2 separate regions of the Homo sapiens genome follow, and region 1 is linked to region 2. Evidence: read pairs that join two places in POLR2A ChIA-PET (ENCODE). Cell type or tissue: OCI-LY7. All regions are shown on one strand. Each heading gives the region's core, and the rest is flanking DNA. Links, peaks and the distances in the headings are about the cores only. Region 1 overlaps PSMD12 (proteasome 26S subunit, non-ATPase 12). Region 2 overlaps LOC105371870 (a long non-coding RNA gene).

The links. ChIA-PET counts read pairs that join two places held together with the same protein. Peaks named below come from ENCODE experiments on the same cell type or tissue, not always from the same donor. Only the 100,000 strongest peaks of a DNase experiment are listed, where the experiment ranks them.
Region 1: POLR2A ChIA-PET joins it to region 2 with 5 read pairs; 2 of 35 experiments call an interaction of 5 or more read pairs at or near these places.

What each region holds. Positions count from the first base shown.
Region 1 is chr17:67,331,746-67,346,035 of GRCh38, forward strand. PSMD12 (proteasome 26S subunit, non-ATPase 12) reads right to left here. Exons shown (of 11, transcript NM_002816.5): 8 at 14,000-14,112; 9 at 12,861-13,035; 10 at 10,441-10,518; 11 at 6,171-9,307. The coding sequence ends at 9,098. Among named protein-coding and RNA genes, the nearest start is that of PSMD12, 28 kb to the right of the region's middle. In OCI-LY7, for the core only: no CTCF peak of the experiment used is centred there; no DNase peak of the experiment used is centred there.
Region 2 is chr17:68,188,763-68,204,667 of GRCh38, forward strand. LOC105371870 (a long non-coding RNA gene) reads left to right here. Exons shown (of 4, transcript XR_934937.4): 4 at 1-5,914. It also overlaps the pseudogene ARHGAP27P2. Among named protein-coding and RNA genes, the nearest start is that of AMZ2, 51 kb to the right of the region's middle. RefSeq lists silencers at 10,530-10,619, 10,650-10,789, 10,800-10,879 and an enhancer at 11,536-12,352. In OCI-LY7, for the core only: CTCF peaks have their summits at 12,203 (motif pointing left) and 12,402; DNase peaks (open chromatin) are centred at 11,166, 11,420, 12,189, 12,489 and 2 weaker places; H3K4me3 peaks cover 2,292 bases; H3K27ac peaks cover 2,488 bases.

The DNA of each region.
Region 1 (14,290 bases), core at 9,291-14,290, 860 kb before region 2:
CTGCAGGGGCAGGGCCCTCATGGAGAACTTCTGCTAGGGCAATGCAGCAGGAAAATGTGGGGTCAGAGTCCCCACACAGAGTCCCTACTGGGGCATGGCCTAGTGGGGCTGTGAGAAGTGGGCCACTGTCCTCCAGATCCCAGAATGGTAAATCCACTGACAGCTTGCACCGTGCACCTGGAAAAGCCACAGACAATGCCAGCCCATGAAAGCAGCCAGGAGGGGGGCTATACCCTGCAAAGCCGCAAGGGCAGAGCTTCCCAAGGCCATGGGAGGCCACCTCTTGCATCAGCGTGACCTGGATGTGAGAGATGGAGTCAAAGGAGATCATTCTGGAGCTTTAAGATTTGACCATCCCGTTGGATTTTGGACTTGCATGGGTCTGTAGCCCCTTTGTTGTGGCCAGTTTCTCCCATTTGGAATGGCTGTATTTATCCAATATCTGTACCCCCATTGTATCTAGGAAGTAACTGACTTGGTTTTGATTTTACAGGCTCATAGGTGGAAGGGACTTGCCTTGTCTCAGATGAGACTTTGGACCGTGGACTTTTGAGTTAATGATGAAATGAGCTGAGACTTTGGGGGACTGTTGGAAAGGCATGAATGGTTTTGAAATGTGAAGATATGAGATTTGGGAGGGGTCAGAGATGGAATGACATGGTTTGGCTCTGTGTCCCCACCCAAATCTCATCTTGTAGCTCCCATAATTCCCAAGTGTTGAGGGAGGAACCTGGTGGGAGATGACTGAATCATGGGGGTAGGTCTTTCTGGTGCTATTCTCGTGATAGTGAATGGGTCTCACGAGATCTGATGGTTTCAAAAATGGGAGTCTCGGCTGGGCGCGGTGGCTCATGCCTGTAATCCCAGCACTTTGGGAGGCCAAGGCGGGTGGATCATGAGGTCAGGAGTTTGAGACCAGTCTGACCAACATGTTGAAACCCAGTCTCTACTAAAAACACAAAAATTAGCTGGGCGTGGTGGAGCACGTCTGTAATGCCAGCTACTCAGGAGGCTGAGGCAGGAGAATTACTTGAACCTGGGAGGCAGAGGTTGCAGTGAGCTGAGATCGTGCCACTGCACTCCAGCCTGGGTGACAGAGTGAGACTCCATCTCAAAAAATAATAGTAATAATAATAATGGGAGTCTTTCTGCACAAGCCCTCTCTTTGCCTGCCACCGTTCACATAAGATGTGACTTGCTCCTCCTTGCCTTCCACCATGATTGTGAGGACTCCCTAGCCACATGCAACTGTGAGTCCAGTTAAACCTCTTTCTTTGGTAAATTGCCCAGTCTCAGATATGTCTTTATCAGCAGCGTGAAAATGGACTAATAATATACCTTTCATCAGTCATCCTAGTTCACCAGCAGTTTTAACAACTGCACCCCTACTATATGCTGGGGGCTGTACATGCTCCACCTATTACCAGTGATGGGGTTCTCACTGCCAGCTGGCCAGTTGGTAAGCTGGCTATGAAATCCAGTTTTTTGAGTCAGCTTTCTCAGACCACTTCCAGCACCAACTATCATAGGGACCTAGCTTCCATAGACCAGCTTCCCCCAAAAGCTGACTCTGAAATGGATATTTGCACAGAGAGCTTATTGAGGCTTGCTTGGGAGATCAGCTCCCATAAGCAAGTGAAGGAAGGAGGATTGGGAAGAGGGAGGAGTTGAACCACAATATGGTTGTAACAGAGGCCTCAGTCAATCTTGCGGGAATTCTCCAGAGCTAAAATGGCCCTTCAGAGTTGTCCCAAATTGTAGCAAGAGGACCAGGACTTCATATTCTTATATCAATTTGTCATTGGAAGGGAGGTAGCTCTCTTCAGCTGAAGGTGATCACGGGGAGTGGAGGAAGCGGGTGAGGACACACTCAGCTATGGGTCATTAACACTCTCAGGACTGTTTTTCAGTCTTGAAGGAGACTAGCTGGGTGGCAGACCACAGTGTTCACTAAATAAAATGAAAGAAATATGGGAAAGTGGTAGAATATCTCCTTCCAGTGAGTTAGAAGTATCTGAGGGGCGGAGAGTGGAAGAACTACAAAGGGAAGCTGAGTCCTATTTCTTAAACAGGGCATTTCAGACTGTTATTAAACTGTTCTTCATGTTGGAAAACTTGAAGAAACCAATGTAATCTTGGAAGCTACAATTTGGGAAATGTTTTAGAGACTTTGAGTGTTTACTTTCATTTAATTAAATTATTTTAAGAGACAGTCTTGCCCTGTTCTCCAGGCTGGAGTACAGTGGTGCGATTGTGGCAGGCCAGGTCTCACTAACGCAGGCCTCTGTAACAACTGTTTCAGCACTGACTGAGTGGTGAAGTTCAATATTAAAAGCTGAGAGAGCCAACGCCCTTCTACAAAGGCTGGAACATAATAAAAGCCCATCAAGAGTTTTGCCCAGGCCCTTCCTAGGCCTTAAAGCATGACAAGATAACGCAGAAATTCTTAACAGTACCCGTTTAGAATTAAACAAGCTTTATTCGGGGGGTGGGGGGGCGGGAGGGGGGCGCTGAAGAAACTCCCCAGACCTCCACAAACAAGTTTATTGGGGCATCTGAAGAAATTCCCCAAACCTCCGTGATTTAGCAGGAGACAAGATAAGGGTAGTCACCCCAGCACGTGGACCCATTTAGATTAAGTAAATTTACTGAGGCTCCAGAAGGTCTTCAGGACTTAGATCTTAGTTAATGATTAGAAGTTAATCACTTATGGCCAGGCGCAGTGGCTCACGCCTGTAATCCCAGCACTTTGGGAGGCCGAGGTGGGCGGATCATGAGGTCAGGAAATCAAGATCATCCTGGCTAACACCGTGAAACCCCGTCTGTAGTAAAAAAAAAAACAAAAAAACAAAAAAAACAAAAAAAAAACAAGAAATTAGCAGGGCATGGTGGCAGGTGCCTGTAGTCCCAGCTACTCGGGAGGCTGAGGCAGGAGAATGGCGTGAACCCGGAAGGCGGAGTTTGCAGTGAGCCGAAATCACGCCACTGCACTCCAGCCTAGAGTGAGACTCCGTCTCAAAAAAAAAAAAAAAAAAAAGTTAATCACTTATGTCTTTAGATGAATGCTACTTACACGTAGACACAGCTTAGAAGGTATATATAAGCTCTGGAAAACTCTGTAATTTTGAGTTGGTCTGGCGATATTTTCCAGACCTTTACCCTGTACCCTGTTACAGAAATAAACTGCCTTCTTTCCCAATTCATTTACATCTCGTTACTGGGCCGTGAGAATAAGCAGCCCCACCTGTGGTTTGGTCTGGGAACACAATCACAGCTCACTGTAGCCTCCACCTCCTGGGCTCAAGTGATTCTGCCACCTGGGCCTTTTGTGTAGCTAGGATCACAGGTACGTACCATTATGCTAGGCTAATCTGAGCTATAGCAAATTGTTTTTTCCCTCCCAGCCATTTTAAATTTTTTTGTAGAGATGGGGATCTCACTATCTTGGCAAGGCTCATCTTGAACTCTTGGCCTCAAGGGATCCTCCTGCTTTGGCCTCCCAAAGTGTTGAAATTACAGGTGTGAGCCACCATGCCCAGTCTATTTTTTACGGTGGATATACTCTTGGGAAAAAACTTTTCAGAGTAATGTAAGGTTGGACATGAAGATAGAAACAAAATTCCAGCAGGGTGTGATAATGAAGGGTTGAAAAAGATTAAGCAATTCAACAAGCACTTAAGTTTCTACTATGTAACAAATGATGGATTACAAAGATAAACATGGTCCCTAATTTAGTAAGAATAGCAAGATAATGAAACTTGGAAACTTCAAAGAAATGTCATTCAGTTCTTTCCATATACTAAATACTAAGCTCCAGGCTGTGTGCAGTGGTTCATGCCTGTAATACCAGCGCTTTGGGAGGCTGACGTGGGAGGATCCCTTGAGGCCAGGAGTTTGAGACCAGCCTAGGTAATATAGTGAGACCCTGTCTCTACACTCGCTCTGTCTCCCAGGCTGGAGTGCAGCGGCACAATCATGACTCACTGCAGCCTCAACCTCCCAGGTTCAAGCAATCCTCCTGACTCAGCCTCCCAAGTAGCTGGGATTACAGGTATGAACCACCACATTCAGCCTCTACAAAAAACTTAAAAAATTAGCCAGACATGGTGGCACACGCCTATACTCCCAGCTACTGGGGAGGCTGAGATGGGAGGATTACTTGAGCCCAGGAGTTCAAGGCTGCAGTAAGCACTCCAGCCTGGGTGAGAATGAGACCCTGTCTCAAAAGCAAAAAAAAAAAAAAAAAAAAAAAAAAGCCAGGCGTGGTGGCTCACGCCTGTAATCCCAGTACTTTGGGAGGCCGAGGTGGGTAGATCACTTGAGGTCAGGAGTTCAAGACCAGCTTGACCAACCTGGTGAAATCCCGTCTCTACTAAAAATACAAAATTAGCCGAGCATGGGGGCTCACACCTATAATCCCAGCTACTCAGGAGGCTGAGGCAGGAGAATCATTTGAACCCCGGAGGCAGAGGTTGCAGTGAGCCGAGATCGTGCCATTGCACCCCAGCCTGGGTGACGAGAGGAACTCCGTCTCAAAAAAAAAAAAAAAAAAAAAAAAGGGCCGGGCGCGGTGGCTCACGCCTGTAATCCCAGCACTTTGGGAGGCTGAGGCAGGTGGATCACGAGGTCAGGAGATGGAGGCCATTCTGACTAACACATGGTTAAACCCCGTCTCTACTAAAAATACAAAAAAATTAATCGGGCGTGGTGGCGGGCACCTGTGGTCCCAGCTACTCGGAAGGCTGAGGCAGGAGAATGGCGTGAACCTGGGAGGCGGAGCTTGCAGTGAGCCGAGGTTGCGCCACCGCACTCCAGCCTGGGCAACAGAGCGAGACTCCGTCTCAAAAAATAAAAACAATAAAAAATAAAAAAAAATAAAGCTCTAAGTTAGGAAAATTGTTTAATATCCTCTCAAAAATGCCAAGACCATTTCTCTGCATCACAGAAGGCAGTATGGAAGCAGACTTTCAAACCACTAAACTCCTAAAACAACGGGCTCCGGATGAGCATCTCGCTGTAGCTTTACCGCCACATGTACCTTAACTGATATCCATGTTTTTTTCCCCTAAACATCTAAAACACCAACACATTTCAGTTCTTTTCTAGTCCTTACTACCCATGTTGTCAAGAAGAGTGGTTCTCAAAGTGCGGTCCATGGACCAGTAGTTCGGGTACTGAGAACTTGTTAGAAATTAAAATTCGTGGGCCCCGCTCCATCCCGACTGAGTGTGAATCTGGGGGTGGAGCCCAGCATCTGTGTGTAACAAGCCCCGCGCATATTCTGATGGGCCTTGAGATGAAGAACCACTTGTCAGGTGCCCAATAAAGCACGGCCTAAGCCACCAACCCCAAATCGGGAGTTTAGGAGGGGCAAAGTCCGTCAGCTGGCTTTCGAAACATGTGCAAGGTGTTTTGTCACCGCTTAAAAGGCAGGTTCAGATTCATCCAAAGGATTTGAAAACTTGGTCCACACAAAAACCTGCACACAGATGTTTAGTTTTATTTGTAATTGCCAAAATGTATAAGCAAGGTGTCCCTCAGGAGCTGAATGGATAAACTGTGGTACAACCAGACAATGGAATATTACTCAGCACTAAAGAGAAATAAGCTATCAAGCCATGAAAAGATGTGGAGGAAATGGAAATGCGTATTACTAAGTGAAAGAAGCCGATCTAAAAAAAAAGGCTACCTACTGTGATTCCAACTATATGACATTCTGAAAAAGGGAAAAACTATGGAAACCGTAGACTCACAATTGTCAGGGGATTTGCAGGAAGATATGAACTGGCAGAGAACTGTGGGGCGGTGAAGTATTATGGTAGTATAATGGTGGATACATGCCATTATACATTTGTCCAAACACACAGAATGTACAAGAATGAACCGTAAACTACGGACTTTGGGTGATAATGGTGTCAAAACAGGTTCATTAGCTGTAAAAAATGTGCCACTCTGTGGGGGATGTTGACAATGAGGGAGGTGTGAGAGCAAGGAGGATATGGGAAATTTCTGTACCTTCCACTTACTTTTGCTGTGAATCTAAAATTGCTCTAAAAATATAATAAAGTCTTAAAAGACAAAACAAAAAAGTAGGTTTAGAGAGAGATGATTTGGGGTAAAAATGAAAATTATGGCTTTTTGTTTCAGACAATGAGAACTGAAAAGAGAAGTGATCTTTTAAAGTATGAGTTTATTCTCCAGGTTTTCTTAAATACCCACAAATTAGTGTTTTTATTGCTGCTATATCCAAGAGCTGAAAACAATTTAAAATATGTACTTTTATCACATTTAACACTTACAAGAGAGAAAATGGAACTGTTTGAATTTTAAAGATGTTTTTCAGATTCAGTAACATATGGAAATTGAGGATAATCATAGAAACAGCTATTGAACTCTAAAATAAAAAAATTATATGGAAATAAAAGGTATTTCATTTGAAAAATGGCTCATCACCTCTCCTGCTGGTTAATACACTAATGACAATGAAATGGAATCAAGTGTTATCTTCTCCACATTTAAAACAAAGTGCTTCTTCTCCTGATTGCCAGCTTTAGGTCTGAAATGTAAAACAGGATTAATTGAGGTTCCGAACAACTCAAATATTTCACTATTGTACTTTATGCTAATGAATTATTTTGTAATACTAAGAAAATAAATTGGTAAATACCTCATATATTTGCTGGATTAATGTTTGACAGGAAAAAACACGAAATGGATGAACAGCTGATCGAGTCGAGTGCAATTTGGTCACTGGGACACAGTTACAAATAGCACTGAATCATAATACACAAAGAGCCTAGTGTGTGTTAAAGAAAGACGAAAGAGGAGTTGGGTGCAGTGGCTCATGCCTGTAATCCCAGCACTTTGGGCAGCCAAGGCGGGTGGATCACCTGAGGTCAGGAGTTTGAGACCAGCCCGGCCAACATGATGAAACCATCTCTACTAAAAACACAAAAATTAGCTAGGTGTGGTGGCAGGCGCCTATAATCCCAGCTACTTGGGAGGTTGAGGCAGGAGAACTGCTTGAATATGGGAGGCAAAGGTTGCAGTGAGCCGAGATCGTGACACTGCAATCCAGCCTGGGCAACAAGAGTGAAACTCCGTCTCAAAAAATATGAAAAAAATAAAGAGGAGGAACACTTGCAATCTCTATAGCAACCTATTTGGCCAAATAGTCCAGGTTTGACAAGCCCACAGGTAATGAGTCTCTAGAAAGATGAAGTTATTGAGAAGCTAGTTTCAAATTAGCTCCAATTTTATTTACATGTTAACAATACACAATTTTATCTTCTATCCTTTTCATTCAAAGGAAAATTAAAACCATACTCTGTTAGTGTGAACTTCTGTTTCTGAACTTTCCAGTTTTGTTTTTTTTTTTTTGAGACGGAGTCTCACTCTGTCACCCAGGCTGGAGTGCAATGGTGTGATCTTGGCTCACTGCAACCTCCGCCTCCTGGCTTCAAGGAATTCTCCCACCTCAGCCTCCCAAGTAACTGGGACTACAGGCACACGCCACCACGCCCGGCAAATTTTTGTATTTTTTTTAGTAGAGACAGGGTTTTGCCATGTTGGCCAGGCTAGTCTCGAAATCCTGACCTTAGATGATCCACCCGCCTTGGCCTCCCAAAGTGCTGGGATCCACTGCACCCGGCCTTTTTTGGTTAGTTTTAAAAAGATAAGTGATAGCAGATGTTGATGTTATTAGTGTGACCAATGCATTGAATTTCCAAAGAATAAAATCAGATTACTTCAGTACTGTATGTCATTATTCACAATGACTCACAGGATAAATATGACAGATATCCCACAACTGTCTTCAGTCCTGGGATCATAAAATAGGACAATTGATAATCTTCCATTAAGTGGAAAATTAATTAGGAGAAATGCCATTTCTAGAATGCTGTTTTTCTTTTTCTCTTCATTTGAATTTTTTTAAAGTAGACCTCACACTTTCTTTATTTAAGTATCATTTTAAATAACCTTCTAACATTGTTTTTTCTATTTTCTCTGAAATAAATCAAATTAAACTTGCAAAATTCGTTCACACCAATTCATCTCAGGTGTTTCTTTGACAGCAAGCTACTTTTAATTCCGTGAAAATATTTTAATACTACACCACTTACTATGAGGGTGGCCTGACGTCTTTTTGCCATTTTTTTAAAGCATTAAAAAAAATTAGGTTATCCAGTGTTCATATAATGGAACTAAAAGTTCCTACAGAGATAATGAATTTGGAACAATAATGATGTAATCAGACTTACAAGTTAAAGCCACAAATAAGCCTTATAAAAACAACTTTATGTTAAATTTAAACCCATATAAAGAAAGGGGAGAGGAAGAAGAGCAAAAAAAAAAAAAAAAAAAAAGTAGTCACTATCCCTATAGAGCGGACTTAACACCCAATAAACTGTGTCAATTATGTCAGCTGATTCTGTTGAACAACTGATCAAGTGAGAGGATGAGGGCTGAAAGCAATCAAGCTACTGTGATTGGAACCAGCCGGACTCAAAAAAAAAAAAAAAAAAGTCTACAGTTTACCAGCATACACACTCAGTCTAGACTTTCCGCCACAATATCAAAGTACAAATTCTTCACAAATCACAACTCTATCCCAAATGTTCTTGTATGCTCTATGTTGCTTTTCTATTCTACTAAATGACTGATAGCTTTACAATGAGATTTGTTTTATTTAAAAAACACTTGCCAAATCACTACCCCACAAAATGTTGAGAATCAGAGGTAACTGTAGAAAGGAAATATGTATATACTGCTTTTATTATTGGAATATGTTTGTTAGTTGAATGAAAACAAACAGTAGCTAAAAAGGTTTCAAATGATAGAAAAACATATCTGGGTAAGTTATGACACAACTTTTTGTGTATTCAGACGACAGAAATCTGTATTTTTGCACCAATTGCAAATGCAAAGTTAACAATGAACTTGGGGAACTGAAAGGTCAAAGGGAGTCTCAAACATATTCACTATTTTAAAATTTAAGACAAAGAAGCTTAGAAAAAAAACCCCAACATATACACCATTATAACAGTCTTTTTTTAATGACTTCCAATTTTAACTTTTTTCTAAAGCACTAAGACCCTTATTGTAGATTATGTATCATCTCCTCTTTGGCTATGAGATGCGTAGTTTTGTTAACCAGAGACATTAATGAGTTCAGTTTCTGAGACCAGTCATTTAATAAATTATTTGGATCCTTGGGTCTCTGGAAGTTGATAATTCCTGCTAATCTGTCTACTTTAGCAAAGATGGTCTTGTTAACTACTAGATTTGAGAGAAAGGCTTCGGACTCCTGCAAGAGAGAAAGATAAATTGGATTAAGACAGGATAAATTACAGACAATAAACAAAACTTCAGAAAAGCATTTTCTGAACTCTTCATCCAAGAATATGCAGGGGAATTCATTCTTAAGAGTTAGTAACACTCAGCTGGGTGTGGTGGCTCACACCTGTAATCCCAGCACTTTGGGAGGCTGAATTGGGTGAATCACTTGAGGTCAGGAGTTCAAGACCAGCCTGAGCAACATGGTGAAACCCCATCTCTACTAAAAATACCAAAATTAGCCAGGCATGGTGGCACACGCCTGTAGTCCCAGCTACTCAGGAGGCTGAGGCAGGAGAATCGCCTGAACCCTGGGAGGTAGAGGTTGAAGTGAGCTGAGATCGCACCAATGCACTCCCACCTGGGCGACAAGGTGAGACTCTGCCTCAAAAAAAAAAAAAAAAAAAAAAAAAGAGTTAGCAACTGCTGACTTCCTATAATAAGTACTTATTTTACTGATAGTCTAGGGAATGAATAGAATCTGAGTAGACTCAGTCAGGGGTGAGTTTGAATCTGCCTCCTTGCAAGCTCAATACTGCTGGTATCCATGCCAACGGCAAGTTGGTCTACTCCCTTTTCTACAAAGTTTCCCCTTAAAAGGCAGTATGGTACAGTTAATTTGTTTCCAGAAATGCTGGGTTAGAATATATGCTCTGCTACTTGGCAAGTATGTACCACGGACAAGACACTTGACTTCTAAGGACTCTGGTACTCTCATTCATAAGTGACAAGAGCTGACAAGCTGATCAAGGAACAAACCTTCCAACTCTAATGTTCCATGAGTCTTACCACCTAAACTGTCACAGATCCTTCTGGGGACAGAAATGGCTTTCAGGCCATTACTACACACTTGGGTTAACTCCTCTTTGTGTGCTATGCATTTTGTCAACATAGAAACATGGACCTAAAGACAACACTGTTCCAACAAGACCTAGGATCACTTGATACTTAAGTTAGTTTTTGGTACTCAAGATTGCTTGGGAAACTATTACTCTATTACCTAAACATAAAATTAAATCATAACATTGATTTTCTTACTCAATTTTTACAAGTCAACATTCAAAAGGAATGCCTACAAATAACTCAAAGTTGATTACTACTTACATCAACAGATAGATCCAGAAGCTGTGCCATCCTTTTCATTGTTATCCGAGTATAATACTTGGCCATTATTCTAATATTCTGGGGAGAGGATAGAGAGCAGGGAGAACACGTAACATTTGTCAGTAAGTCTAAAAGTCCATTTATTTTCATATCCAAGTAAGTTTACTTAAAATGTTAGACTCAGAGCTTTTATTTTTCTACAGTCCATCACTGGAGCAAAGCTAGTTCTAAGTTTCAATAACAAAACTAAATACTTAGATATTTTGGTTTCTGTAGTTATTCTGAATTACTATGAATATTCTACACAGCTCTTTAAATATATAGTCAAAATATATGCCTGTCTTAACTAGTGGTTAAAAATTATAATTGTACTGAAATATTTTTGCTGAGTGCAAGAATCTAAAGTTAAGATTTTCTAATTATAACACAAATGTTTTAAAGGCTAAAATCTAAAAAATGATTGGAGATCGATCGGGTGCAGGGACTCACACCTGTAATCCCAGCACTTTGGGAGGCTGAGGCAAGAAGACTGTTTGAGGCCAGGAGACCAAGACCAGCCTGGGAACACAGCAAGACCCCATCCCCACAAAAAATTTAAAAATTAGCTGAATATGGTGGTGCATGCCTATAGTCCTAGCTACCTAGGAAGCTGAGGGGGGAGAATTCTTTGAACCCGAGAATTCAAGGTTACAGTGTGCTATGACTGTGCCACTGTACTCCAGTCTGGATGACAGAGCTACACTGACTCTCTTTCAAAAAAAAAAAAAAAAAGATTAGACATCATTTCAAATACTCATCACTTTACCATTATTCCAATGACTTAAAGATAGCTTCAAATTAAATTTCCTAATTTCAACTGGCGATGGTGCTGAAGTTAAGACACAGAGACTCCCCTTTACTGTTCTTATTGGTAGTATTATTAACAATAGCACTCAAAAAAAGGTGGGGGAACAGTGGGGAGAAAAATGAACTCAATCTTTGAAGAAGCTACATCTTCTCCCATCTCTATCAGGGCTGATGGCAACACCAACACATCAGAAAGCACGAGAAGCATTCTTCTCTGTGCTTTTATCCTTTAAATCTAACCTTTTCCTTCATGCTTTAAGTCTAATCAATGGCTGCATTCTATTGATTTCCTTCCTTAAAACAATCCCATTCCAAGCAGTCTTTAATCCGTTGGCTACTGCCTTATTTAAAATCCATGTATCTCTCACCTTACTAGTCTTCTCTAGTCTCCTATCTCTCCAAATGCATTCTCCACACTCACTCTCAGAGGGACTTGGTGCGCAGGCTGCCCTCCCTTGTTCCTGTCTGCCCGATAACCTCACACTCCTCTTACAAACCTCACCTCAATCATCGATTCATCCGACCTGATCATTTCTCCATGTAGAACTACCAAAGTTTCCCATAAGCCTCCCTCTGCTCTCTAGATACTTGTACTACAATATCTGATACTCTTTTTATTTATAAGTACGTCTTTCCCTATAATTTTTAATCTTATTAAAGGTAGAGTAATGGGTAATGTCTGTTTTTTTTGAGACGGCGTCTTGCTCTGTCACCCAGGCTGGAGTGCATTGGTGTGATCTCCGTTCACTGAAACCTCTGCCTCCTGGGTTCAAGCAGTTCTCCTGCCTCAGCTTCCTGAGTAGCTGGGATTACAGGTGTGCGCCACCACGCCCGGCTAATTTTTGTATTTTTAGTGGAGATGGGGTTTCACCATGTTGGCCAGGCTTGTCTCGAACTCCTGACCTCAGGTGATCTGCCCACCTCAGCCTCCCAAAGTGCTGGGATCACAGGTGTGAGCCACCACGCCCGGCCTAGGGAGGGTACTGTCTTATTCTCCTGTGTGCCCTGGTGCTTTGTAAAGTGTCTGGCACACAGAAGGCTCACAATAAAGTTTGTTACATGAAGGAGTGAATGGCAACATAATACAACATAACGGCAGTGATACTAAAAAGATCAAAGTTCAGGTTTAAGACATGTTACCTGCTTCCAAGACTAGTGAATATTAAGAGAGAAACACCCTCCTGCCCCCATTCTTCGGAAATTCTGTCTGGTTTATATACTATAAATTTTGGATTCTTAAGAGGTTCTCTCACAATGAAGCAAGCTAAAATATAGCTATCTTTTCTGAAAAGCCAAAAATAGGGAAAAAACCCAAGATGAGTGAGATACATTCCAATATGCTTTGGGAAATGCAGAGTAAACATCTGAACACCAAATGTGCATCACTACTACAGTGGGCATAGAAAAAAAATATCCTAAGTGAAGAATTAAACACATAACATCCTAAATGAACATTTGGTTATCAAATGTGACAAATGAAATAGTTTATGCTCAAAATTGCCAAAATTTAATTCTAAAAAGTAAATTCACTAAAGGTTAAAATAAAAATTGTCATCTCTATGACAGATTCTTACATGTTCAACAACTCTGTTCTTCAAGTCTTTCCACCTTTTTTCACCTTCCTCTGTAGAACCAAAAACATCCGTTGCAGGACTCTCAAGGGAACCTTTTCTTAATTCCATTCCATAGTCCTCAACAAGTGTGGACCAACGCATCAACTCCATTGTGGTAAAAAGCTTTAAAAGATCCCTGAAAATTGTATACATCTTAATATTCCAAATCTGTAAAAATTAAGTATTAACTAATATAATAGCAAAGTTCAAAAAATTCAGCAAAGACTGTTTTCGTTAAATTTTATTTAGTAGAATGAGACACCATATGATTATTGTGTATTTTACCAACTTTATTACCATTTTTCCCACAGTAGTTCAGAATACAGCATTCTCCCACTTAACACTCTGCTCTCTTCTGCACTGTCAATTTCTGAAATAACTGAATGTAAATGTACTCATGAAACAAACAGAAATAAGAGCCTGTTGTGTTTATGATGAAGCAAGTCTATTTTATATAATAGATTTTCACAAGTATGTATTTCTGAAAATCACAAAGCTCTAAACTACTAATGATGAAACTCTATCAAATAATTAATCAAAAGCTGCAAATGTAGACCTGATATGAAACTTCCACTTGATAAGCAATTTAGAAGAAAGTATGTTATAATCTCATTTACTGCTGATGCAATGCTAAAAAAAAATTCCACCACGTTATCCTCTCTAGTTTTATTCTCTAGTATACGCTATCAGTAACCAATTAAGAAGTACACACTTAGGCCAGGCGCAGTGGCTCAAGCCTGTAATCCCAGCACTTTGGGTGGCCGAGGTGGGCGGATCACCTGGGGTCAGGAATTCGAGACCAGCCTGGCCAACATGGTGAAACCCTGTCTCTACTAAAAATACAAAAATTAGCTCGGCATGGTAGCGGGTGCCTGTAATCCCGGCTACTCGGAAGGTTGAGGCAGAAGAATCACTTGAACCCAGGAGGCAGAAGTTGCAGTGAGCTGAGATTACACCATTACACTCCAGTGTGGGCAACAATAGTAAAACTCCATCTCAAAAAAAGAAGTATACACAGAAGTATACACTTAGGTTAGCCAATTTTCTTTCAAAATGGTGTTTCGACTGAGATATATCATGCTAATTTCAAAAGTACTTACTTGTATTTGGGAATTTCTTCTAACTTCTTGTCACCACTTATTCGGTGAACCAAATCTGACTGTTCATTGTCAAAAGGAGCCAGGATAACATAGAGTACAACACTCTTCAGAGCCTAAAAGAGTTGTACAACAAGTTATATGCAAGACTGGACATAATGGAAACTTTGACAAAAACTGAACAATCATGGAATAACTATATATCCATTTCAAATTTTAAAGTCTTGGCCGGGCGCAGTGGCTCACGTCTGTAATCCCAGCACTTTGGGAGGCCAAGGTGGGCAGATCTCCTGA
Region 2 (15,905 bases), core at 10,157-15,156:
ATAAGGGTGAGACACAATACACATTTGAATGTGTCACTGTGTAAGTTACCACTGCAATATCTTCTGTATGTTGAAAAACTGGTACTTATATGTACTAATACTATCTACCATGAAAAAAACAATTAAAAATTTAAAATATCATGTAAATTAAATAAAGTTCAAATACCACTAGCCAGAAAAAAATATTTTATATTATAGTCTGGGGTCAGAAGAGGAAAACCTTATGTAAAGTATCAAAATTAATTTTTATTTCAATTTAAATGCACCATCATATAACATAGTTTCATAACTGAAATTACATTTGTCAGAATTTGATCTTTTCATTATTAAAGAATTGAGGGAAAATTGATGGTTATAATATTGATATGCCATGTAAATAAACTTTTTTTGATTGTTATAGGAATGAATTGCTCAACTAATTGGCCAATGTCAACCACATATCTGTTTCCATGGAAACTGCAGCAATATTACTTCAAATAGTTTCATTTGTGAATGTGATAAACAATTTTCAGATAAAAAATGTATACATACATATACCATTTGTCCTGGATTTTTTTTTTTTTTTTTTTTTTTTTTTGTGAGACGGAGTCTAGCTCTATCACCCAGGCTGGAGTGCAGCGGCGCGATCCCGGCTCACTGCAAGCTCCACCTCCCGGGTTCCCGCCATTCTCCTGCCTGAGCCTCCCGGGTCGCTGGGATTACAAGTGCCCGCCGCTACACCCGGCTAATTTTTTATATTTTTAGTAGAGATGGGGTTTCACCTGTGTTAGCCAGGATGATCTCGATCTCCTGACCTCGTGGTCCACCCGCCTCGGCCTCCCAAAGTTCTGGGATTACAGACGTGAGCCACCGCGCCCGGCCTTGTCCTGGATTTTTTAACCAAGCACTATTATTTATAGTTGCGTTAAAATAAATAGGGATGGGTTTGATAAGTCACCACTTGGTGCTTTAAATTCTGCCATCATCTTTTCTAGGAGTGTAAGATATAGAGATACACATAAGCAGAAAATTTTTTTTAACATGAGGATAATATGATAATGTAACCAGTGATAACCTACCTCTCTTTTTCAATGCTTTCCAGATGCAAATTGTATTGTATCAATCATTCAAGGACAGCTTGTAGGACTTTGAAGACCCAAGCAGCCAAAAAATAGCTAATTCCTCCTTATTTCAGTTGGTATGAAGAGAAGGTTACTAATAATGCTGCTCTTCCAGCACAAGTCTTCTGGGCTGTCAGTGAGCTTGGTCAGTGGGAACCACAGGAAATTATGAGTTATGTTTGTTATATATGAGAGGAAAATTGAGGCTACCAGTCTTGTCACAGGGTTTATAGATAATTGCCTTGTGTGCCACCATGCCTGGATAATTTTTGTATTTTTAGTAGACAGGGGATTTCACCATGTTGGCCAGGCTGGTCTCAAGCTCCTGACCTCAGGTGATCTGCCTGCCTTGGCCTCCCAAAGTGCTGGGATTACAGGCGTGAGCCACCGCGCCCAGCACCCCATTAAATCTTATCACAAAGCCTCTTCAAACTTGGCTCCAATGGAGGGAATTGATACTTCAGCAATATTCTGTCTTCTACTCCATGAGCATAAACTGATGCTATCCTGAGCAAACTAGAATGATTACCCTATGAAGGTTCAGTAACTATAATAGGGGTATTTTTGGCATTAGTTTGAGACCTACAGCCTGTGCCAAAAGTGAACAGGAAGCATCACATTTAAAAGATGTATAAAATATGTCTATATCTATCCATTTGATATGGCTTGACTGTGTCACCACCCAAATCTTATTTGGAATTCCCACATGTTGTAGGAGGGAACCGGTAGGAGGTAATTGAATCATGGGGGCAAGTCTCCCGTGCTATTTTCATGATAGTGAATAAGTCTCACGATATCTGATGGTTTTAAAAAAAGGAGTTCCCCTGCACAAGCTCTCTGTGTTTGCCTACTGCCATCCATGTAAGACGTGACTTGCTCCTCCTTGCCTTCTAATACATCATCTATCTGGTTATTTCATACATATTTTCTAGCATTTTATTATTGGTTTCTTCAAAACTCTTCAGAAACTAATATATGTATATTTTCCACCATGATCAACTGTGCATATTAATATATATTATTTGGTATATGAATGTGGATTCATAATTGAGATTATGTTCCAATGAGTCATAGTAAAAGTACAGAAAATTAATATTTCTAATGCCTTATCAACCGATGATTATTATAAAATTAGCCTTTATGTCAAGTTCTCATTGCTCTTGAATTTCATTCCAAACAGAATTTTGGAATTCATATTATTTGGAATAGTATAGCTGTCATACCTAAATTAGTTTAATAACCCACATCTAATGCAAATTTACATTAAGATTTTACATAAATAATTATGGTGTAGAGTATGACAATCCTATTTCAAAACCACAGAGCCCTTAGAAAAACAAATTCTTGATTTTTCAGATATCTCAAATACTGTAAAATACAGTATAACTAAGAATAATTAGCCATGAGGTCAAACTTCAATTTCAAACATTATAAAAGTAAAATTAAGAGTTAAAATCTAAAACCACATGAAAATTTATTCTTCATTATAATCTCAAATTTGAAAACGTTATATAAGATTTATGCATTCATTAGAAAGTGATTTATTGTAATTTTATAAGATTTGCCAATTTTTAAAGGTGTATTTTTGATCAATGCAATTAAATGTTAAAATTATTATGCTATACATTATTAGTTCATGACACATTTTCAAATATGAATGTGATGTAGAAACAGGTGATTATCAGAAAATAAACTCTGTTTTTAGTTTAAGACTAAATTAAAGCTACCAAAAAGAAATTTAGTTTCAAGATAGGAAAGTTTATTTGTAAGGATGCTGGGATGTTTGAACCCAAGATGAGTGATGTTTAAAAGGTTTTGCAATGGCATTCAATGAATAAAAAATGTTTAGAGTTCAGTAACTTCAGTTACCATTTTGGACAGATAACAAGAGATCCAATCTGACTAGCAGAGAATAGTGTAAGACATTTAGAATAGTTAGCAGTTTAAATCAGAGGGTAGACAGATTATTTTCCAATGTAGAGTACATATTTCTCCATTTGCATAATCCTCACCAGTGGGTAGAATTTATGAAGAATAGAATTTGGTTCATGGAAAGAAAAGCAGGCAGGAACTAAATCAGATATAACTTTCTTCATATTTAATAACTGAAGTTTACTCCTATTTTGAGACTCAATTCTGATAGAAGTTGGAAAATTAATCTGTCAGTTTAACCCTATCTCTAACCCCCTGCCATGTAGAGAATTGAACTAGCCTTCGCTCTCATAAGTGGAATTTTAAAAAATAATGAGTTACATGAGCTGATAAGCACACATGCATAGTCAATGTTAAGGCTTAGCATTTATAAAATTTGGGATGATAATTTATGGCAAATGTTTAACACATTTAATAAGATAAATAGTTTTTAAGGCATTGAATAGGTAGGAGTTCATATGAGTTTACTCTGGGTTGCTATTACTTTTACATAGTCAAACTTTATTTTGTAGTATTTTTCTTCTTGATTCTCTAGTCACTATGATAATTATTAGTATGGATGGTGACTTTTATTTCCAAGCACAGCATAATCCACAATAACATAACATTTAAAAGCAAAGGCTCTGTATCGATTATTAACATGAACAATTTCCTTTGCTACCATACTCCATCCAGATAAAGAACTGAATGTTCCTCTGAACCTTCCAATTAATTTCCTCCATTGTGATGAATCCTCCATAGATTTATTGGCAAAACATTATTTCTAAGTGTTCTCCACCCTACTATAAATTGTCTCAAAATAGTTTGTGTCTACCAACAAGGTAGTATAGACTATAAACTTAATAAATAGTAATTATTGATAATTATGAGATACCAGGATGCTAATGAAACTTTATTGCTTGTATTGAGAAATGAGAGTATAAATTGAGTATAAAATGAAAAGACTTGAATGCTTAGTAAAGCATATAATGTAGCTAAAGTTATTAAACAGATATATGTATATGCCAATTTGAATGTCTTTTTATCGTTGTTCAATGTATAGAATACTTATTTTTTCCTTTTTTTAGTTGACACAGTAATTATACTTACAGGATACAGAGTGATATTTTGATATATCTATACAATATGTAAGGATCAAATCAGAGTAATTAACATATCCATCACTTTATCATTTCTTTGTGTTGTGAACATTCAGAATCCTCTCTTCTAGCTTTTTGAAAATATATAATAAATTACAGTTAACCATATTCACCTTGCAGTGTTGTAGAACACCATAAAACATTCCATCTAGCTATAATTTTGTATCCATTAACCAAACTGTCCCCATCCTCCTTTTCCCTACCCTTCCCAGCATCTTAATACTCACAATCCTACTCCCTACTTTCATGAGCTTAAATTTTACTTAGGTCTCACATTTGAGTGAGAACATACAGTATTTATCTTTCTGTGCCTGATCTTTTTCGCCTAATATAATGTCCTACAGGTTTATCCATGTTGCCAGGAAGGACAGAATTCCATTGTTTTTATGACCGAATAGTATTCCATTGTGTATATAGACCACATTTTCTTTATCCAAGCATCTCTTCATGGACATATAGGTTGATTCCATATCTTGACTATTAGGAATAATGCTATATAATAAGTATGGGGGTGTGGCTATCCCTTTGGTATACTAATTTCATGTCCTTTGGTTATTTTTAAATACTATTTAATATGCACCTTTCTTTTTATCAGAAAATACATGAAGTAGTAAATAAAATAATCTCATCTCTATTTTGGCTTTTGAGGAAGTGGCAAAAATATAGTTATAATTTGGAATTATTTGACTCCAATTATTTTGATCTTAAACTAATAAGTTGCTTTTCTGGTTTATTCATGAAAATGTCAATGAAATATTTAATAATGTGTATCTGTGTATTTATATAAGGCTCGTAATATCCTATAGCCCTTGAAAGCCAATATGGCTCACTTACTTTGCCATTTTTAAGTTGTCTTTTTATTAATGATTTGTAGAAAAACTATATGTCCTGGATAGAAGTCACTTGTCAGGTATGCATATAGTACAAATAATTTTTTTCTGTCTCTGGCTTTTTATTTTTTTGATATTTATTTACTTATTTAGAGACTTCGCTCTGTTGCCAGGCTGGAGAGCAGTGGCACCATCTCGGCTCACTGCAAGCTCTGCCTCCCATGTTGAAGCGATTCTCCTGCCTCAGCCTCCCGAGTAGCTGAGACTACAGGCATCTGCCACCATGCCCAGCTAATGTTTTTTGTTTTTGTTTTTGTATTTTTTGTATTTTTAGTAGAGACAGGGTTTCGCCATGTTGGCCAGGATGGTCTCAATCTCCTGACTTCATGATCTGCCCACCTCGGCCTCCCAAAGTGCTGGAATTACAGGCGTCAGCCACCGCGCCCGGCCACCTTTTTATTTTTTCCACGTATTTTGATGAGCAAAAGTTTACAATGTTAATACAATCAATTTATCATTCTAAAACACATTTTGTAGGTGTTGTGCCTTCTTTAGGAAACATTTGCATATTCCAAAGTCAGAAGTAATTTCTCCAATGCGTTCTTCTAGAAGACATACAGTTATTTAGCCCTCTGTTTAGGCTTATTATCCACTCAGTTAATTTTTGCATTTCATGGAAGGTTGGTTTATTTTTTTAATATATGGAAATATAGTTCGGCACCATGTGGCAACTCTTTCTTTTACCCATAGATTTGCTTGGCATCTTATCAAAAGTAAATTAAACATATATGTGTGTATGTCTAGTTCGGTAATCTCTATTCTATGCTATTGGTCTATTTTTCTTTCCTTAGCCAATACTAGTGTCTCCTGATAGTGTATATTTATATTAAAACTTGAGGTTCTGTAAAACAAATCCTCCAGTTTCTTAGTCTTTATGAAAATTGTCCTGACTATTCTAGATCCTTTGCGTATACATATAAATCTTAGAATTCACCTGTCAATTTATTTTAAAAATTCTACCAGAATTTTAATTCAGCCTCTTTTGATATTTGCCAAATATTTGCCAAGGAGTTACTTGCCAAAATATCTCTTTCCTTTCCTTTTACAGTTACACGTATGGTAGACTCAGAATTCTCCTACTGGTCACTGAGGCTCTGTTCATTTTAGTTCAACCATTTGTTAAACTTTTAAACCATTTTTTTAACTTATAAAGCAAAGAAATCATTTAATTTTCAAGTCAAGTTTCCTTGATTTGAGCTCAAATAATAGCTCAAATCAAATAGCTGATGGCGGGTGCCTGTAATCCCAGCTACTCAGGAAGCTGAGGCAGGAGAATCACTTGAACCCAGAGGTGGAGGTTGCAGTGAGCTGAGATTGTGCCACCGCACTCCAGCCTGGGCAACAGAGCGAGACTCCGTCTCAAAAAAAAAAAAAAAAAAAAAAAAGGCTGATATATGGTGTGCGCTAGGCATGTGGTAAGCACTGCTTAGTGGACCTCATTTAATCTTCCCAATAATCCAGTGAGGTGGGTGTTACTATCCCGTTGATAGGAAAGAAAGCTGAGCTGCAGAGATAAGGCAGAACTCCCAAGGCCTACCAGGCAGCAGAGTGGGGCATCATACATGCCTGACCCCACGCAAAGACCATCACTACTGCCAGCCGCTGCCTGGCTGTGTGCAGGTGGGGAGAGACCTAAAAGGTAGGGAGGGAGAGAAGATTCCTCCAGTCACTATTTTCTAAGCAGGTCAATGCTTAGACCAATGCTGAGTTCTGCTGTGTGCCCACCCTGGAGGGTCCCAAGGTGCCACCAGGTCTCAGACACACTGAGATTCTCAGAGTAAGTGTGGATTCAACGGGTGGGCAACGCCTAGCGGGGGCAAACATATAGAGATAAGGGAGTTCCAGAACGAGTGTGGCCAGATTCAGCTTCCCACCCAACCTTGGACCCCCAGGAGGTGGTGTCAAGAGGGGCCATGGCCTGGGGTGCGGGCGTCTCTTCCTCCCAGAACACTAGCCTGAATCAGCCAGCTCTGCGCACACACAGCCAGGTCCACAGGCACAACAATTTCCTGGGGCCCCTGAGGGCAGGGGGTCTGCTGGGGCTGGGGCTTGTGATGTGTGGAGTGAGCGCAGGCTCAGATCAGGGCAAGGCAGCTTGTCCAGAGAGGCAGATAATTCCCAAACAGAAGACCTCCAAGGCAGAGGGCCCTGGGGCTGGACTCCTGGCCTCCAGGAGGTTGTTCTGAGCTTACCCTGTGGACGGATTGGAGGGTGGCCCTCTTTCCCCACAAGGATCAAGAGGGACTGGGGGATGGTGGGAAGGCAATCTGGCCAGGAGAAGCTGCGGGGGAGACTCCCGCCATCCCCAGTCCCACCATCTCAGCCCCGCGGCCTCTTCCTCCCTGGAGACAGCCAGGTGTGGCCCAGGATCCCGGGAAGTGCAGCAGGGGAGGGGGTGGCGTCTTCGCTCCTCAGGCGCTGGCCCGGCGCCAGGAAGCCAGTGCGCCGGGGATTGTCTCTGTCAACTGCAGCCCAGACCCAGTCCGGGAAGTTCTGCCAGGCGCTCTCCGCCGGTGCCTCCCTGGTTATACTGTTATACAGGAAACCTGGCAGCGCGGGAGCCGCGCGGTCGAGGAGGGAGCGCGGAACGCCGAGCCCACGCGCGCCTGCCGGGGCAAGTGGAGGCGAGGCCGGCGAGCGGACGCCCCGAGCTGCCCGGGCAGGCAGGGTCGGGAGTGAGGCGCCGAGCGGGGGTTGAGGTGGGAAGTGGGGTTAGGGGTGGGGGTAGGGGGTGGGGAAGGGGACAGGGTGGGGGAGGAAAGGGTGCGGCAGGTGGCTGGTCCGCACCTGGGAGCTCCGCGCGCCTGCTCCCCTTAGTTCCGCGCTGGGGCAGGATCTGCGCGGGCCGCATCCCACGCGAAGGAGAAGGTAGGCGAAGGGCTGCCCTCCATTGGGCTGGAGGGCAGCAGGGAGGCCCCCAACGCCCACCCAGGCGTTGACGCCTCTGTATCTTGCGTCGCCTGGGCGGTGGACGCAGGAGACCTCCTGGCGACTGGTGCGCTCCTGCGCTCCAGGGATCCTCCCGGCACCCCGCCCCCCCCACCAATCTCTCTCCTTCTCTGTGTGCCCCCAGGTCGGGGAAGGAGCCGTGGCCGGGTCCCCTTCTTATCCAGCCCGAGACACCGCGCCTGGTGGGCGTCCCTGCGCTGGGAATCCCGCTCGGAGTTTTTCCAAGCCCGGCCGGGCTGTGCGGGGAAAGGCCCTGGTGAGGGAGGCGGGCCCGGAGCTGGCGGTCTGCAGTCCGGTTGGAAGTGCTCGCAGTGGGGGATTCAGGGTGCAAATGATCTCCCCGCGAGCGGGAACGCCCGGACAAGACAACCAGCCCCAGCCCAGCATTCCCAGAGCCGCGTGCGGGAGGGACGCAGGGACGCAGGGACAGCAAATCCCCAGGTGAGGGGAGAAGGGGGAAGGCCGGGCAGGGGCGGCCCCACCCTCCTTGGGTTCTGCTAGCGATCAGCCAGCACCCCTTCAGACGCAGCCCTCCCGGCTCCAGGCCCCGGCCTTCTGCTTCGGGCCTTGTCTTCCCCATGCCCCCAAGGTCCCCAGCAGAGGCCTTCTGGCCCCTCCTCGCCCCGCCCAGACACAGCTGCTTTGGGTATCGGTGACAGCACTCCTGAGTGTCCCTGTCCCTCTTAGCTCCCGTTGCCAGCTCCGGTTCCGTGCAGCCTCTCCGGCTTCGCCCCTGGAAGCCACGCCCAGGGCGATGGTCGGGGCCTAACCTGCCGGCTCGGCCCCCCCCGGCCCTTGGGCTCCCTGAGGCCCGCCCAGCCGACGTGAGTGCGCTGCGGGGTCCATGGGGAAGGGGCGCCGGGGCAGTGTCCTCCTTGGGGTTTGTTGGTCCAGCTCTGGGCAGCTCGATGACCCCGCCTCCGGGACCCAGTGTGCTTAGTGACTCAGTTTACACTTTTTCCTCGTCGAGGAACGCTTGAGAAAGTGGCGAAGGAGCCCTACGGGGGGCCTGGTTGGACCCTGCTCCTTCAGTCCCTCAGCCTCGGCAAGCGGCGGTCTCCTGGCCCCTGGTCCGGGTCACCTTAGGAGGCAGGAGGAGATGTGGTCAGTGTGGGAGCTTGGAGGGGCCATGCACTTCCGGAGAAGACCACCGACTCGTGGCTTTGGTGGAGGGGTGCAGGCAGATTTAGTTAGGCTCTCCCCCATCCCTGACACACTGGAGCCGGGGCGGGAGCGGGGCTTGTGACCACTCCGGAGAGCTTTGGGGGCCCCTGCTCTGGGACTCCGCACGGATAGTCACTGTCTCAGAGTGCATTCTCCAGGGGCCACTCTCGTGGAGGCATCCGGGGGGTCCCAGGGCAGGTGGGCAGCCTTTTTCGGGGGGGGTGCGGTGTGAGAGCCGGAGAGCAGGGGGCGGGGCGGGCCCGGCTGGGGCTCACGTCTGCGTTGAAGCCTCTGGGGAAGGAGAGAGAAACCAAGAGAACCGGTTCCCCCGCCTTGACAGCGGAGGCCCTCACACCGAGGCCCTTGGACTAAACCGGGCAGGGACAGCCCGCAGGTAAAGCTGTTCTCCGGGGCGTCTGCAGAGCCCGCATCCCAACCCTGACCCAGGGGCCGGGGCGCAGGCTCCTGGAGGGAGGCGGTGCTACGGGACTCTGCGGATTCTCTGCGGGCGGGAGGCGTCCAGGCGGGACAGGGCCCGGGGAGCGGCTGGCAATGGGCTGCTCTTCCCACTTGACTGATGGAAAACTAAGGCTCAGTCACCTGAGTAAGCGTGGTGTCGACCTCAGAGCGGGCAATCACCCCTCGTTTTAAAACCAAAGTTTCCCTCGCAGTCGATTTGGACCAAGACTACCCACAATCTCCCCACCGCAGGACTGAAGCGAGGCTGAAATCTTAGAATCAACCCCACGGAATGAAGAGGTTGTCGTAATTCCAGCACTGAGTGTAAGAATGGAAGCCTTACATGTGATTTTATTCAAGTCCCCATTTTAGAAATGGAAAAACTCAGGCCCGAAGGCGAACGGCGAATGCAGCATCGGGACTCGAACCCAAGTCTGTCCCCGAGTGCGGGGCTATTCCAGGCTCGGTGGTCTTGACCTCCACGGCCCTCCTCCTTGTTGCCTGCAGAAAAACGCCGCGGCCACGATGCCGGCGTATGTGGAGGGGGATGTCTACCTGGTGGTGGAGCACCCCTTCGAGTATACCCGCAAGGACTGGCGCCGCGTGGCCATCTGGCCCAATGAGCGCTACTGGCTGCTGCGGCGCAGCACGGAGCACTGGTGGCACGTGCGGCGCGAGCCTGGCGGCCACCCCTTCTACCTGCCCGCGCAGTACGTGCGCGAGCTGCCTGCGCTGGGCAAATGACCTCCCCGCGAACGGGAACGCCCGGACGAGACAACCTGCCACTGCCGCGCCGCCAGGTCCCCCCAACAGTCCCCTCGGCCCCCGAGCCGCTCACCTACGACTACCGGCTTGTGAGCGCGGCGGCGGCAGCGGGCCCCGACAGCACCCCCGCGGAGCCCCGAGGCCGCGCCAGCTCCCTGTGCGGCCCTTCGCAACGCGGCGCCGCGACCCAGCGCAGCAGCCTGGCGCCCGGCCTGCCCGCCTGCCTGTACTTGCGGCCTGCGCAGTCCCTGGACTACCTGGCGCGCGCCGCCGTCTCGCCTCCCGCCGGCCACCTCGGAAGGAGCGGCAGCTTCAAGGCTGCAGTGTGGCGGGTTCCTGGATGTGCCCGCGGCCCCTGGCGCGCAGCGACTCAGAGACCGTCTACGAGGCCATCCAGGATGTGCACGGCCCGCCGCGGGAGGAGAGCGGGGAACAGGGGTGGCGCGCTGGGGACCGCGCCCGCACGGAGCCGGGGCGCGAGGAGACCTGCTCCGCTCAGCGTCGGGCACGATGCCCACCTCTGTCTGAAGACTTGGAATGAGCTCCCTCTCCCCAACCGCGAAACGGGAGCGGTGCAAGCCCCTAGTCCCTCATCTGCGATTCCCAAGCTCCAAAGCTGCCTGGAAGCCCAGAAGTTTTTCGTAATCCAATTGGTGGCAAAATTGCGCTTGAACTGATGTGAGGCTGTTGATGGTCTTTATTTGTCAAACTTGTGTGAATATTCATGTTTTGCTGCAGAAATGCAAATGAGCTCGATGACCGGCTGCTGCCCCAAGCCCTGCTGGGAGGTTATGTGACCTACAGCAGGTGTGTGCCCCATAGTCTCTTTCCAAGTCCCAGCTGTTCTGTATTCCGAAGCGCATCTGGGCACGGAACGGGGGATTGCGGGCTTGCCGCCGGCTCAACAGCCTTGCCAGTCTCCCAGGAGCCTGGGGTCAGATGAGAGGGTGGATGTGAAACTCAGGCGTCTGCTTCCCTTTGAGGGTGCTTCCAACATTTCAGATGGGTTTGTTTGGGTGCTTCCAACATTGATGGGTTTGTTTCAGAAAGGCGTCCGGTTATGGTGAGGTTGTTTTTTTTCTCTCTTCAGAATCCGGTTGTGTTAATCAGGGAAATCGAAAATAAAGCACGTTTTAAAAACACGCTTACATCCTCAGAACACTCTGGGCGACCCTGACATTTTGAACTTTAGGAACTTTTCAAGGAGGGGCAGCCCGAGTGGGAAAAAGAGATGCTCAGAACCGTTCTTTCATCTGCCACCAGCTGTGTGATGATCTAGGGGCAGTTCCCTTCCTCTCTCAGGGTCTCGGTTTGTTCTTTAGCCCAAAGGGAGGGGATGGACAGATGACCGCTGAACCTTGGGAGCCTCTGATTTCTTTCGCTGTGCCTGATGTCATTACCATGAACACTGATGCCCACCATGTGCCAGGACTGAGTCCGGGATGCCCAAACGAAGAGACACGCCTCCGTAGGCCCGCTGCTGGATGTTCCCTCCGCTCGACTCGTTACAATGCAGAGCTCAGGTTTCGAGACTAGGGAAAGGGCAACTGGACTCTGCTGGGTCACCTGCCAGTTGCTGACAGCCACTTAACTTACACGCGAGGACGCTCCCCCAGGCCCAGCGTCCTCTGGTGTAAGCACAATACCTAAGGATTAGGGTTGTGAGCCCTAAACGAGGTAAGGCTTCTAAGCACTTGGCAGCAGCAGGGGGTCCACCCAGACTGTCCGGGTCGTCCTGGTTTGGCTTCCTTAGGACTGTGCCGCTTTCACTCGAGCTCCTGCAGCGGCAGCCCGCCGCCTTGTGGCCAGGGTGGAAAACGGCACCCGGCGGACAGGGCAGGAGACCACGGCTGTTTCCTGTTTCGCGCCCCTGCCAGCCAGCAGGCAGCTTCTCTGGGATGGATGGCTGGATGCCAGCGCTCTTCCCCCGCAGCGCCCCTCCGTTTCCTGCCCAGGCTCCCGGTGGCGCACTTCCCGGCCTCTCCACATTCTCTGTCCTGTAGGAGGGTTCCTGCCCGTCTGAGCGGAGCCCCTGGAGGTGGGGGAATGGCCTTATTCTTTGAACCTCGCATCCGGCCCAGGGTCTGGCTCAGACAGAGTGCACAGAGTGTGTGCTGAGGAGGGCGCAGGTGCGGCAGCCCCTTACCTATGAGCCAGGCCTCTGTAGGTCTGCCCAAGGGCCACCACCAGGCCCCAGGACCAAAGAGGAAGGAGACTGCCCAGGTCCTGACATCTCCTGAGAAGACAGATGACCCTGGCTGCCAGGGCGCCTGCCAGGTGGCCCCTCTGCCCATCCTTCCTCCAGCTCCCAGCAGGTTCCCAGTTGCAGTGGCATATGGGGGGAGGGGCACAGGTGATGAGGGCAGGGGACTTACCCGGGGGGAACTAGGACATTGGCCAGAGACAGGCTGCTCCTTGGCCCCACTTGTGGCCCTAATTCACTGTGTGACCTCCACAAGTCACTTTGCATCTCTGGTCCTGTTTCCTACCCTGTGCAATGTGCTGTTGCACTCCAGCCTGGATGACAGAGCAAGATTCTCTCTCTTAAAAAAAAAATCTTAATTCAGTTCTAATTCACTTCTCGAGGAGAGTCATGTATCTGGTAACCTTGGCATTGTTGCATGTAAGAGAAAACCAGAAAGGAAGTGATAGAGGCTTCCAAAACACTGTCACATAAATGAGCTATTAATTGAATTTTTACAACTGGCTAATGAGCTTTAGTATTTAGAATCACCGAATTCTATAGAGATGAACTGCTCTTTTAAAAGATCATGTGTTTTTAAACTCATGTTCAATGAGCCGATTATTTCATGAGGGTGCCAGGTGACATAGTGAAGACCACATATGCACAGAGTGATAGAACGCTGGCAGGTCCCAAGCCCTTTTCTGTGATTCTTCTCTTACCTCACCACTATCCTGCTCTTGACAGGATTATGGTTTCTTTGCACTCTCTTCCCTTTCTTCAGCCAGACCTTTCTGGAAGAAATCATTCATTTAAATTAAAAATAGATATATTTTTTATATCTATTTTCTCTCACCAGTATCCTGCTCTTGAAAGGCTTATGGTTTCTTTGCACTCTCTTCCCTTCAGCCAGATCTTTCTGGAAGAAATCATTCATTTAAATAAAAAATAGATATACCTTGCTAGGTCCTTCGGATATTTAGGTTCAAGTGAAAAAGAAGGTAAAGAATAGGAAAATGCCTTTAAGGCCAGGTGCTGTGGCTCACACCTGTGATGGGATGCCAAGGCAGGCGAGGATCAATTGAGCCCAGGAGTTCAAGAAACAGCCTGGGCAACATGGCAAATCCCCATCTCTACAAAAAATGCAAAAATTAGCCAGACAGATTGGTACACACCTGTATTCCCAGTTACTCAGGAGGCTGATGAGGGAGGATCGCTTGAGCCCAGGAGTTCAAGGCTGCAGTGAGCTGAGATCAACCCACTGTGCTCCAGCCTGGGTGACAGAGCAAGACCCTGTCTCAAAAAAACAAACAAACAAAAAAGCCTTTAAGGCCCAAGAAAATTCATCTAGACAGTAGTTCTGTTTTGGGAGGCTTGATTTTTTTTAATTACTATGGGAAATTTAAAACTACACAAATACGAAGAGAATAATGAACTCCCAAGCAACCATCATTCAGCTGTGACAATTATCAAAGTTTATCACTTTTTTTTTTTTGAGATGGACTTTTGCTCTGTCACCCAGGCTAGAGTGCAGTGGCATGGTCTCAGCTGACTGCAACCTCCACCTTTTGGGTTCAAGCAAGTCTCCTGCCTCAGCCTCCCAAATAGCTGGGATTACAAGTACCTGCCACCACGCCCAGCTAATTTTTGTATTTTTAATAGACACAGGGTTTCGCCATGTTGGCCAGGCTGGTCTCGAACTCCTGACCTCAAGTGATCTGCCTGCCTTGGCCTCCCAAAGTGCTGGGATTACAGGCGTTGAGTCACTGCTCCCAGCCAAATTTATCACTCTTGGTTCAGTTGTCACTGACCACTTTTTGAAATCCTATAGTGTTTTAAAACAAATCCCAGAAATCACGTTTCACCAGAAGTTCAGTATGTATCTCTATGTAGACATTTTTTCCATAACCATCATGTCATTATCACACTCAATAAATTAACTGTAATTAACAAATTAATCATCTGATTCTCAGTCCATATTCCACTTGCCCTAGTTTTCTTAGAGATACCTTTTTACTGTTAGCAGTAAACCAGGTCCAAACAAGGCCACACATTGCACTTCATTATTTTTCTTCAGTCTTTTTATTCTGTTATATAAACTTCAAGGAGTCCAAGAACCATTGAAATAGATTACAAAAGTTTATATACATACTTTTTTCCTTGGTAGAGGATCACAGTATTTATCCATTTCTAATAGGGTTTTGTGACACAAAGTATGTTAGAAGCCACTGATGTGGACTTTCTGGAATCATCAAATTGTGATAATTCTTCATACATGAAGTTTTATTATTTTTTGTATGTGTGTGAGACTGGCTGGAGTGCAGTGGCACGATCTCAGCTCCCTGAAACCTCTGCCTCCCAGGTTCAGGCAATTCTCCTGCCTCAGCCTCCCAAGCAGCTGGGACTACAGGCTCGTGCCACCATGCCCAGCTAATTTTTGTATTTTTAGTAGACAGGATTTCACCATGTTGTCTAGGCTAATCTCAAACTCCTGGGCTCAAGTGATCTGCCCACCTGGCCTCCTAAAGTGCTGGGATTACAGGCCTGAGCCACCGTGCCTGGCTATCCTCTTCAAACAAAATATGGGCATTTCCATTGGCCTAGGTCTTCATCTTGCCTACTTTATTGACTTACATTACTTACCTGGTCCTTGGAGACATATACACATTTGTCACCCTTAGTGCTCAACCAAATTGTATTGAATGCATTTATTTGGCAATTAGTTCTTGTATTTTAATTTTCATTTCACATATGTGTTCCATTTTCCTAACTAGATTGAAATAAGCCATTTGATATACAGAATCCTGTTAGGCATTTTTCTTTCTTTTCTTAAAATTTTGAAACAGGGTCTTGCTCTGTTACCCAGGCTGGAGTTCAGTGGTGCAATCACAGTTCACTGCAACATCCACCTCCCAGGTTCAAGCAGTCCTCCCACCTCAGCCTCTCGGGTAGCTGGGACCACAGGTGCACACCACCATGCCCAGCTAATTTTTTCAAAATTTTTCTAGAGACGAGGTCCTGCTATGTTGCTCAGGCTGGTCTTGAACTCCTGACCTCAAGCTATCATCCGGCCTTGGCCTCTCAAAGGACTGGGATTGCAGGTGTGAGCTACCACGCCCAGCCAACTATTTTTCTTTAAATTACTTTTCGGTTGTCACTTCTCTCAATAAATATTAATATGTACCTTTCTTTTATCTGAAGAGCTGACCTCAACCACTCAGGGTTGAGTCGCTGTGATAAGGTTTGAGGGTGCCTGAAATGTCATCATGATTCGTCCTTTGGGCTAAGCTGAAACCTAGTGACTTGTCAGGTCAATAAATTAAGG